2 separate regions of the Homo sapiens genome follow, and region 1 is linked to region 2. A link is an interaction called in ENCODE POLR2A ChIA-PET data of the cell type or tissue named here. Cell type or tissue: MCF 10A. All regions are shown on one strand. Each heading gives the region's core, and the rest is flanking DNA. Links, peaks and the distances in the headings are about the cores only.

Region 1 (6,414 bases), core at 1,505-4,004, 71 kb before region 2:
TGTAGAAGATATGCTGGCTCAAATATTATGTACATTTAATGTCTTAATAAACACCGCTAGATTACTTTCCAGGAAGCATGCAGCCATGCACTCTCTCACCTACCCCCATCTTCATTTGACAGCTTATTTTCCCACATCTTATCAGCATTGGACACTATTCATCTTTTCAATTTTTGCCAAACTGATGTGTGAAACAAGAGGGTATCTCATTGTGGTTTATGTTCATTACACTATGAGCTGGATAACTTTTTGGTTATTGGCTATTTTCATTCATTTCTTGTTTTATGAATTTTCTGTTCAAATTCTGCTGTAGCCTGGTTCTCTGAAAAACAGCGTGAAGCAAAGCGTAAGTCTAATGCTTTATTTGAAGGTGCAATATCGGCAGCAGTGAGGGTAAAGCAAAGCAAAGCGGAGAAAGACGGTGATGCATTACCAAGCTCGCCTGAGTTTCACAAGATGCCCAGCTGCTTCTCCAGCATTCAGGAAGTCTCTGGACAGACAGAAGTGAAACACCAGGTTTTGGAAAAATCCACTGAAGGAAGGGATGGAGAGGGAATTTATCTGCCAGCTGTCTCCCATATCCCTTTGCATTTTAATCATAGCTCCACATGAATCTAATTTCTCCCTCCGTGTAGAAAGTTGTACCACCTAGCCCTGTTGCAGCCACTGGGGAAGTCAGATCTGTGGCCTTGCAGAGCTGTGCTTCATGTAATTCAGAAGTAGCAGGGGAACCAGATCCTCTGGGCTTTGGCCTCAGGGTGGAACAAGGTGCCAAGAGAGCCCAGGAAACAAGTACAATCAAGAAAATCTGAGGCAGTATATATGATGTGGTCCAGGCATATCCTTTGGTTCTTTTTGTCTATTGCATTTGTAACTGTCTTACTAAATTGTAGAAATTCTTTGATTATTAGGGATAGTTATCCTTTGTTTAATATGTGAATTGACAGTATTTTCTCTCCTAATAGTCTGCCTTTGAATTTTATCAAATCTTTCGTAGTACTGAAATGTTTTATTTTTTTTACTTAACAAACAACCATGGCATTATGAGTTAAAATTGCATTATATCTTTTAAGTTTTAATTTGGGAAGGAATAATATTTTAACTGTAATATACTCAAGTACTTATATACAATTTTTCCTTAATAGTTTAAATGGCATTTCTCCCAACCCCATTTCAATTTTCAATGAATTACTTCTCGCACATAATGAAAATAGCTCTTGGTTTTGGGATACACGTGTATTAATAGCATTAGTATGCTATTGCAGCATTTAACACCGTATTTGTTGTTGACTTACCTAAACCCTGACCAAGATTAGGTAATCACTGCTATTTTAGTTTTATCTGGAATTTTTAAGAGTAGCTGCCAAATTTAATTAAATTGAATGGAATTTGCTTTTGATATCTATTAAACAAAATTTGTTAAAATCCTTCAATTTATAAAAGTAATTGATTATTGTTAAACAGTTTTCTGATATTGACCCATTCTTAACTTCTTGAAAGAATTCAAACTTGCCCTGATGTATTCTTCCTTTGATACACTACTGGATTTGATATGCTAATATTCAATAAGAATTTTTACATATACATTTAAGATTATTATTGGTCTATAGTTTTCCATTTTGGTGCTATCTTCATTGGGTTCTGGTTTAAAGATAGCAAAGCACGGTGCTTAAGAGCTTGGGCACTGGAACCAAATTGTCCAGTTTAAATCCGAGCTAAAACACATACTTGTTAAATGATCTTGACAAGTTGCTCAAGAGCTCTGTGCTTCACTTTCCTTTTGTGTACTAGCCTCATAAGACTGTATGAGGACTGAGTTATTATTTATAAAGCATTTTAAAGCAGTGCCTGTCACATAATAAGTACTCTATGAGAGCTAATTTAAAAAAATGGATTAAGAAGCTTTTCTTTAAATCTTTTGGAAGATATTGAACAATTATAATTGAAGAATTAGAATTCAGCTTCTTAAGCTTTTCCCCGTGTATACACAGAAACACATACAATTGGAATAGTAGTACTACTGATGATGTTTTGTAGCTCTCCTTTTTAACTTAACACTATTAGATGGGCATTTCTCATGTCACTACCTATTTTTTGAAACAGTGAATTTTAATGGCTACGTAATATCCCATTGGAAGGCAATAAAGAATTTTACCTAATTAGTCTTTAACTGTTACATTTCATTTTTTTTTTTTTTTTGAGGCAGGATCTTGCTTTGTCACCCAGGCTGGAGTGTAGTGGCATGAACACAGCTCACTGCAGCCTCAACCTCCTAAGCTCAAATGATCATCCCACCTCAGCCTCCTGAGTAGCTGGGACTACAGGCACAAGCCACCACACATGGCTAATTTTTGTATTTTTTGTAGAGATGGCGTTTTACCACGTTACCCAGGCTGCTCTTGAACTCCTGAGCTCCAGCAATCTGCCTGCCTCAGCCTTCCGAAAGTGCTGGGATTATAGGCGTGAGTCACTGCATCCAGTCTGTTACATTTCTAAGACACCAATGTTTTATTATTATAAAAACAGGAATATCCTTATGAATAATCTTTGTGTATATTTATGATTATTTTCTTTGGATGGTTTTCTAGAAACAAAACTATTGACATAAAGGAAAAATATTTCTAAAGCTCTGAATATTACCAATATTTTTTCTAAACAGTTTGTGCCAATTTATGTCCTTTCCATTAGTATTCTAGAGTGCCTACTTTATTTAATTCTAGCTGATAAGTATATTCTAAAATTACTACAACTTAGATAAAAATAGAATTAAAACATTTTAACACCTTAAAATGTTTACTGGCCCTTAGTATTTCCTCTTTCATGACTTTTCTATCCACAGGATTTTATTGTTTTTCTTATCTATTTGCATACGATTGTCATGGACTGAGGATATTTTCCTTTCTCTGTCATATTCCACGGAACTATTTGTTGCTTTTAAAAAACTGTATTTAAGTAGATTCTCTTAATGCTGGGAAGTTCTGCATTTTATGTAGTTAAATAAAATAATATTTTCGTTTATGACTTCCATTCTTTTAAGCTTACAACATTCTTCTTGATAGATTGTTTATAAATGTCCAGTAAACTGACTTCTAGTTTTTCTTTTTCTTTTTTAAGGCTTTACTTACATGTAATGATGCTTCATGCTCCTGGAATTAATTTTGGTATAAGACAAGAGGTGCGAATTAAAATCGATCTTTTTCTTAAAAGCAAACCAACTGCTCCAGCACCATTTGTTTAATAACTTTTCCCATTCACACTGACTTGTGGTCATCTTTACCACATTTTATTTGCTTTCAATGAACTGAGTCTGTTTGGGGGTTCTCCAACCCTGTTTTATTCCTTTGCCGGAACCAAAATGATTTAATTATAGTAGATACAACTTATATGTTAATATAAAGGCTATGTGCTCCTAAATTCTTTTCTTAAAGAAAAATGTAGCTAGATGAACATAAATAATCTTTTTAATAGCAAAAAAGAAAAATCACATTTACAATTTTGATTGGGGGCTGGAGCCAAGATGGCCAAAAAGGAACAGCTCTGGTCTACAGCTCCCAGCGTCAGCGATGCAGAAGATGGGTGATTTCTGCATTTCCATCTGAGGTACTGGGTTCATCTCACTAGGGAGTGCCAGACAGTGGGTGCAGGATAGTGGGTGCAGCACACCCTGCACTAGCCAAAGCAGGGCGAGGCATTGCCTCACTCGGGAAGCGCAAGGGGTCAGGGAGTTCCCTTTCCCAGTCAAAGAAAGGGGTGACAGACAGCACCTGGAAAATCGGGTCACTCCCACCCCAATACTGCACTTTTCCGATGGGCTTTAAAAACGGCCCACCAGGAGATTATATCCCGCACCTGGCTCGGAGGGTCCTACGCCCACAGTCTTGCTGATTGCTAGCACAGCAGTCTGAGATCAAACTGCAAGGCGGCAGCAAGGCTGGGGGAGGGGCACCCACCATTGTCCAGGCTTGCTTAGGTAAACAAAGCAGCCCGGAAGCTCCAACTGGGTGGAGCCCACCACAGCTCAAGGAGGCCTGCCTGCCTCTGTAGGCTCCACCTCTGGGGGCAGACAAACAAAAAGACAGCAGTAACCTCTGCAGACTTAAATGTCCCTGTCTGACAGCTTTGAAGAGAGCAGTGGTTCTCCCAGCACACAGCTAGAGATCTGAGAACAGGCAGACTGCCTCCTCAGGTGGGTCCCTGACCCCTGACCCCCGAGCAGCCTAACTGGGAGGCACCCCCCAGTAGGGGCAGACTGACACCTCACACAGCTGGGTACTCCTCTGAGACAAAACATCCAGAGGAATGATCAGACAGCAGCATTCCCGGTTCATGAAAATCCGCTGTTCTCCAGCCATCGCTGCTGGTACCCAGGCAAACAGGGTCTGGAGTGGACCTCTAGCAAACTCCAACAGACATACAGCTGAGGGTCCTGTCTGTTACAAGGAAAACTAACAAACAGAAAGGACATCCACACCAAAAACCCATCTGTACATCACCATCATCAAAGACCAAAAGTAGATAAAACCACAAAGATGGGGAAAAAACAGAGCAGAAAAACTGGAAACTCTAAAAAGCAGAGCGCCTCTCCTCCTCCAAAGGAACGCAGCTCCTCACCAGCAACGGAACAAAGCTGGACGGAGAATGCCTTTGACGAGCTGAGAGAAGAAGGCTTCAGACGATCAAACTACTCCAAGCTACAGGAGGAAATTCAAGCCAAAGGCAAAGAAGTTGAAAACTTTGAAAAAAATTTAGACGAATGTATAACTAGAATAACCAATATAGAGAAGTGCTTAAAGGAGCTGATGGAGCTGAAAGCCAAGGCTTGAGAACTACGTGAAGAATGCAGAAGCCTCAGGAGCCGATGCGATCAACTGGAAGAAAGGGTATCAGTGATGGAAGATCAAATGAATGAAATGAAGTGAGAAGGGAAGTTTAGAGAAAAAAGAACAAAAAGAAACGAACAAAGCCTCCAAGAAATATGGGACTATGTGAAAAGACCAAATCTACGTCTGATTGGTGTACCTGAAAGTGACGGGGAAAATGGAACCAAGTTGGAAAACACTCTGCAGGATATTATCCAGGAGAACTTCCCCAATCTAGCAAGGCAGGCCAACATTCAGACTCAGGAAATACAGAGAACGCCACAAAGATACTCCTCAAGAAGAGCAACTCCAAGACACATAATTGTCACATTCACCAAAGTTGAAATGAAGGAAAAAATGTTAAGGGCAGCCAGAGAGAAAGGTCGGGTTACCCACAAAGGGAAGCCCATCAGACTAACAGCGGATCTCTGGGCAGAAACTATAAGCCAGAAGAGGCTGGGGGCCAATATTCAACATTCTTAAAGAAAAGAATTTTCAACCCAGAATTTCATATCCAGCCAAACTAAACTTCATAAGTGAAGGAGAAATAAAATACTTTACAGACAAGCAAATGCTGAGAGATTTTGTCACCACCAGGCCTGCCCTAAAAGAGCTCCTGAAGGAAGCACTAAACATGGAAAGGAACAACCAGTACCAGCCACTGAAAAATCATGCCAAATTGTAAAGACCATCAAGGCTAGGAAGAAACTGCATCAAGTAACGGGCAAAATAACCAGCTAACATCATAATGACAGGATCAAATTCACACATAAAAATATTAACTTTAAATGTAAATGGACTAAATGCTCCAATTAAGAGACACAGACTGGCAAATTGGATAAAGAGTCAAGACCCATCAGTGTGCTGTATTCAGGAAACCCATCTCACGTGCAGAGACACACATAGGCTCAAAATAAAAGGATGGAGGAAGATCTATCAAGCAAATGGAAAACAAAAAAAGGCAGGGGTTGCAATCCTAGTCTCTGATAAAACAGACTTTAAACCAACAAAGATCAAAAGAGACAAAGAAGGCCATTACATAATGGTAAAGGGATCAATTCAACAAGAAGAGCTAACTATCCTAAATATATATGCACCCAATACAGGAGTACCCAGATTCATAAAGCAAGTCCTGAGTGACCTATAAAGAGACTTAGACTCCCACACAATAATAATGGGAGACTTGAACACCCCACTGTCAACATTAGACAGATCAACGAGACAGAAAGTTAACAAGGATACCCAGGAATTGAACTCAGCTCTGCACCAAGCAGACCTAATAGACATCTACAGAACTCTCCACCCCAAATCAACAGAATATACATTTTTTTCAGCACCACACCACACCTATTCCAAAATTGACCACATAGGTGGAAGTAAAGCTCTCCTCAGCAAATGTAAAAGAACAGAAATTATAACAAACTGTCTCTCAGACCACAGTGCAATCAAACTAGAACTCAGGATTAAGAAACTCACTCAAAACGGCTCAACTACATGGAAACTGAACAACCTGCTCCTGAATGACTACTGGGTACATAACGAAATGAAGGCAGAA
Region 2 (6,414 bases), core at 2,084-4,583:
AAACCATCAAAATGGATCACAGAAACAGAAAAGTCCCACAGAGCATACAAATATGTCTTCAGAAGAGGTCAAAACCCTGGAAGAATTTAGTCTGCTGCTCAATCTTAAAGTTATGACACTATTTTTTAAATGCTGGTCAATGGGTTTCTAAGGCCCTTTTTAGACACTGCAATTCCACCTGTTAGAAAATTCCATTCAGTTAAACATGACTTGCAGAGTAAAGCAACTAACTGGCATCTGTGATGCATCAAGGGCTCTATTAGCTCATCCTGCCTCTCTTCTTCCGATGGCAGCCGTGGCCATCTGGAGGGACCACTCGGAAGAGGCCGGCTGCAGCAGGGGGGGTGCCGCTAGGGATACTCGCTCTGTGAGGCCAGTGGGAGCAAGGAACAGGCGGAAACCCTGCCCCCTACCGAGTTGGTGGGATGGGAAACCGGTGCTCCTGGGTGTAGCTGCAGCCATCCAGCTGAAGCTCCAGACACGAGCATCCCTGGACTCTCAGGGGCCTGGGAAGCCCTCCTGTCCCCACAGGCTCAAAAAGACCTGCTCCCACGCCCTGGCCTCTCCCACCTCCTGGCGTCCGCTCTGATTTCAGAACAAAGTTGAAGCAAAGCCCAGGCACTGCCGTGACATGGTCGGGTGTGCATGCACATGGGGCAGCACTGCACACCAGCATCCCCCAACACCACCTCGGCCCCCTCTGAAACTTTGGGCACTGAGGAGCTCAGGGAGGGAGCCCAGTGGGGCCTGAGGGGCGGCTCAGCGCAGGACTGCAGGTGCCTCTCAGCACGAACAGCCTGGGTGCCGTGGATGGCATGTTGATGCCAGGACGCAGACAGGTTCCTGGGCAGAAAGGGGTGGGTCCCCAGTGAAACCCCACCTTCAAGACAGGGATGGCCTGAGGTCTGCCAGTTCCAGCTAGAGTCTGGGGCCCAAAACGAGAACTTATGGTGCTTTTTCTGAGCCTGCCCATGGCTGCCCACGAACCAATCAGCATGCACTTCCTCCCCTCTGAAGCCCATAAAAACCCCCTGGACTCAGGCAGACTCCGGCAGATGACTGGACCACCTGCCTGTGGAGAGGAGCTACCCACTGTGGGTCTCCTCTCTGCTGAGAGCTAAGCAGACAATGGGATGACCCACCAATGGAGAGGAGCCACCTACTGCAGGCTCCTCTGAGCTGTTCTGTTGCATAAAGCACCTCTTTGCCTTGCTCACCCTCCACTTGCCTGCATGCCTCATTCTTCCTGGACATGGGATTAGAACTACGGACCCAGCTGGGCATGGTGGCTCACACCTGTAATCCCAGCACTTTGGGAGGCCAAAGCGGGCGGACCACCTGACGTCAGGAGTTCAAGACCAGCCTGGCCAACATGGTGAAACCACATCTCTACTAAAAATACAATAACAACAAAAAAAAAAATTAGCCAGGTGTGGTGGCAGGTGTCCATAATCCCAGCTACTTGGGAGGCTAAGGCAGAAGAATCACTTGAACCCAGGAGGCGGAGATTGCAGTGAGCCAAGATCATGCCACTGCACTCCAGCCTGGGTGACAAGAGCAAGACTCCATTAAAAAAAAGAAAACAAAAGGACTACGGACCCGTCAAATGGAGGTCCTGAAAAAGCTGCAAAACAAACAGGGCTGAAACATGTCCCCCTCCCTGCCCCTTCCCGCTCACCACACTGACAGTGACAAGGAGAGAAGACCTGCAGCCTTTCTGGGATCCCAGAGCAAGGAGCTCCCCAAGCTAGGGCTGTGACACTCTCTTTGGGGCTCTGCAGTTCCTGGTGTCTCCAAGCTTCCAGGTGCCACCATGTTCCCCTCATCTGGACACAGGTGCCTGCAGCAGAAGCTGCATGCAGTATACCTGGTCCAGCCACAGGCTGGCATGGAGCCGGCACCCATGCCAACATCTGAAGCTGCCCGCCCTTCACAGCAGCCAGCATGCCTGGCTGTGTGCAGTGGCCAGATCCCATGCTGGCTGGCTCACACCCCCATTGCCACTCTGCACCTGGCTTGCCCTTGGTAGGTATGGGATCTGGGCTGGCAGCACAAGCCAAGCACAGCCTGCTGGGCTGAATGGGTGGAATGAGCCCAGCAGGCATGAGCATTACTCAGGCAGAAGGCACCACTGGCCACAGAGGTTCCTGGCTGGCAAAGCAACACCCCAAGGATCCCGTGACTTCTACAAGGAATGGAAATTAATCTCTGCCTCTTTTTATTATTGTGGTTGTCTCTAGTAATGTGATATGAAACACTGAAGAGAGGAATTTATAAACACCAAATAGTAAACAAAAGCATGCTAAAATAAAAATTTATATTAGATGTGTTTCATTTTTTTTAGCCCCTGCCACACTAATCACACAACTTGTTAATTATATTTGATATACAAAATTGAACAAACTATAAATACCTGTTAATCATCCATCAAAATTTATGGAGTGAACCTCACTGGTGGAGAAAGAGAAAGGAGCTATTACTGAGCCTTGTGCTATGGAAGGTGCTTCCTGTATTTTGTGTATGTTCCTATATTTTTGTGTATGTTGGTATAATCCTTAGAACACCTCTGGTAAGCAGATATTTTAAAAACTTCTTTTACAGAGAAGGGAATGGAGGCTTAGGAGGTTAAGTTGTTCAGGCCTCACAGAGAGCAGAAAGAGATACTTGAATTTCAACCAGCCCAGTCTCACTCCAAACCCTATCTTCTTTCTATTGTACAAATGCTGCCTCAAGTATTTATAGAAAATGGAAAGAGATCCAGGTCTTATTGTTGAAGAATGTATGTTCTAAAGACAAGCTTGGGCCTCATTCCCTCATTTCCTCATTTATTTAAGAGTTCAGGATTTCAAGTGAAATGTGAAACATTCTTTCCCCTTCTGCATCTGTCCTCCTTCAGATCTGTGCTGTCAGGCCACTGGTGTACCAGCCAGCAGGCCATGCTTGGCTGCCAGGGTGCTCCGGGCCACCCAACTATGACCAGAGGGTGCATGAAAAATTGTTACCTGGGCTTATTTATAAATATATAAACAATGCATGACAACATTAAAACAATCTAACAGGAGGAACTCACTGGAGTGTTAAGTATATGAAATGCTGCATCAGATGAAAAATTCCCTCCATTGATATCAGCTTCCTTTTCGAAGTCCTGGCTGCGCCTCATCCTTGCCCCGTCAGCATTCCGCCCTCAGCCAGTGTTGGCAGTGCTCTGGACTGGTTAAATCTTGGCTGAATTCCATAGGATTTCAGTTGGCCTCAGTAATATTTTTGCTTAGCTTTCAAGTTCAGAGATACTTATTCTATACATGACTGCCACCTTTGTATCGAATTTCTGAAACCCTCTGAATTGAGGAGGATTTTTAATGGACTCTTATTAAGAATGGGTACCGAATTTTAGTGATGGTTGCCTTGGGATGGGAGGAAACAAAGCAAAATATCAATTTGTTTTTTAAAGGATATATTACTTTTAAGATGAACAGATTTACCTTTTCTCTTTTATTACTAGTTAAGGCTAAAGGATAGCTACATTCCTTCCCACCTTAAAACAGAACAAACTAAAACTGATGAACAGGAGCGTTACAGTGCAAACATTTACACACACAAATGCTGGGCACATGCACTCTTAAGTGAGGAGGAAACCATGCAGATACTAGAAATGTCTCTGGCTTAAGTGTTGTCCAATCAGATGTACTTAACCAGAAATACCAAGCCAAGTCTGAATTATGAAATAACTATTAAAGTATATCCAGACCTTACCACCTCTTACCACCCTGGCCACCATCACATCACCTTGGTCACAGCCACTTTTACGTCTCCTACTGCAATGTCCTCCTAACTGGTCCTCCAGCCTCTGGCCTCACCCACCCCACCCTGCACCTAGTTAGCTGTCACACAACAGTCAGTTGATACTACCAAAATGAGTGAAATCCCAATCTTGATCTGCTCAAAACTCTGCAGTGGCTCCCCATTTTACTAGAGCAAAAGACTAAATCTTCACCGTGGCCTACAACACTTTTTGTCTTGTGACATCCCCCTAATCTTGCCTCCTAATACTCTCCTTTCTCTCACTTCCTCCCAGACACACTGGCCTGCTGAAAACCAGGGACGTTCCTGCCTTTGCACTGGCTGTTCCCTCAGCCAAGAAGAGTCATGTCCAAATAGCCCCAGAGCAAACCCCCCAACCTCCTTCAGATCTTTGCTCAGATGTTGCCTCTGTGAGAAGTGCTCTAGCCATTCCTTTTTTAAAAGGAAAAACTTCACCTCCTCCCCAACTCATACCTACATTCTCAGTCCTTTACCCCGATCTGTATTTGTGTCCACAGTGCTTATCACTTTCTAACATAGGCTTATCAATCATGATCATTGCTTATTACGTATTTTCCCCCCAAGAACATAAGCTCCATGGTGGCAGGGATCTTTGTTTGTTTACTAATATTAGCCCATGCCTAGAATAGTGCCTGGTGCAGAGTCAGGGGCTCAACTAACAGTTGTTGAACACATGGTGAATTAAAGTAAAATTAGCAGAGTGAAAGTGGTCTGATAATACAGTCATATCAAGAACTCAACACACAAGACTCTTGCCACTTCCAGCAATGAATGGAACAGGAAAAAGCAAATCAGGGGTGGAAAAAGTGCAGGAGCAATAGCTAGCACCACAGTTCTTGGGGGCAGTTAAATAAACTGATTATTTAACTATAAATAATCAGTTAAGACCTGAGACATAGGGTTAGAATACATTGAATCAAATCTGAACTCCCGCTTTCAGCAAGTTCAGACTCTATCAGAATCCAGCAGTAATCTGTCCAAACTGCCCCAAGAAAAAGTGTATGCCTTGAGTAGCCTCTGATTAAATGAATCAATTTCACCGTATACAGGTTTCTCCCAACCTGGTCCTTTCTCTAATTCGTCATCCTTTATTATCTTAAAATAGGGGTCAATCACTTCCAAGACAGCTCTTTAAAGGAATGCTGAGCAAAACTGGGAACACGGCTAGTTATGTTTCTTTATTCTGCCTCTTTGTTTTAAAAGCTTGGTGTGCAGGGCAGGGATGGTGTGGAGACACAGAAGAAATAACTTCTATAGGTTAAAAAAAGTGCCTATTCCTTTAAAAAAAAAAAAAACTCTGTAAAAACTGCCTGTTGTGGAAGAAAAGAAATGACCACAAAATTAGAAGGACAGGAACCACAGAATAACCAAAATTTCTTATGGGAATGAGAAAAAGTTGGAAACGAGGTAGCTTCCCAATGTTCACAGGATGTGCATTCTGACACGTGGTGCACTGGAGAGATAGATGGTACTGACTGATAGAATGATGAGGTCTGAAAGATTAAACCACAAACATCTGTTGAGAGGCTACTTGTAAAAAACACAACACAAAAAATCAGCAACTATAACCAAGTATAGTCACAACTGGTTATTTAAAAAATGGAGATTTTTTTTTTAATGGAACTCTTACCTTAGGCAGTAATCCAGGACCCTGAATTAACTCACTGAATCCTCACAACTGCTATGAATTAGGTGCTAAACTCATGCCCATTTTATACATGAGGAAAGTAAGGCACACTGTTCTTTCACATCCCTGTCGTTCTCCCCACTCCTCCTCCAGCCTCCTTTTCATCTTTCCAGTCATATTGCTCTTACTTAGCTTGCCCATTCATCTCATTTGCCCAGGACTGTCTGGGTTTATGTCTTTTGGCCTGGCCTGAATATTAATAGCACCTACCTTCATTTTTTTTTTTAGAAAAATTACGCTTTAAAAAAAACAAGTAACATAAATTGTATCATTTTAAAAGTGTACAGTTAAGGCCATGCACGGTGGCTCTTGCCTGTAATCCCAGCACTTTGGGAGGCCAAGGAGGGTAGATCACTTGAAGTCAGGAGTTCAAGACCAGCCTGGCCAACATGGCAAAACCCCGTCTCCACTAAAAATATAAAAATTAGCCAGGCATGGTTGTGCGTGCTTGTAATCCCAACTACTCGGGAGGCTGAGGCAGGAGAATTGCTTGAACCCGGGAGGTGGAGGCTGCAGTGAGCCGAGATCGTACCACCACACTCCAGCCTGGGTGGCAGAGCTAGACTCTATCTCAAAAAAAAAAAAAAAAAAAAAAGTGTAAAGTTAAGCATACCTTCACTTTTAAAGGTATTCCAGTTCAAACTATAATTACATGATCATCCTTATTTTCCCCTACTCTACTGTAACTATTTACTTACCTACCTCCCTGACTGAATTGTGAACTTTTTGAGAACAGTTATGTGTATCCTGTGTTTTTATGCTTTCAACCCAGCATAATGCCAGGCATACTGTTAATAAATGTTTAATAAATGAACAAATGCATGAATGTTATCCTAAACTGCCTCCTGGTTCATTTTCATTTTACAGAGGGAATCTGCCCTCCACCAGGCTCAGAATTTGAAACT

The links. Peaks named below come from ENCODE experiments on the same cell type or tissue, not always from the same donor. Only the 100,000 strongest peaks of a DNase experiment are listed, where the experiment ranks them.
Region 1: POLR2A ChIA-PET joins it to region 2 with 14 read pairs; 4 of 35 experiments call an interaction of 5 or more read pairs at or near these places.

What each region holds. Positions count from the first base shown.
Region 1 is chr13:51,693,418-51,699,831 of GRCh38, reverse strand. The region is part of intron 3 of WDFY2 (WD repeat and FYVE domain containing 2); the gene reads right to left. Among named protein-coding and RNA genes, the nearest start is that of DHRS12, 110 kb to the left of the region's middle. In MCF 10A, for the core only: no CTCF peak of the experiment used is centred there; no DNase peak of the experiment used is centred there.
Region 2 is chr13:51,622,544-51,628,957 of GRCh38, reverse strand. The region is part of intron 1 of WDFY2 (WD repeat and FYVE domain containing 2); the gene reads right to left. Among named protein-coding and RNA genes, the nearest start is that of WDFY2, 41 kb to the right of the region's middle. RefSeq lists enhancers at 44-662, 663-1,282, 1,464-1,970, 1,971-2,478. In MCF 10A, for the core only: no CTCF peak of the experiment used is centred there; a DNase peak (open chromatin) is centred at 3,197.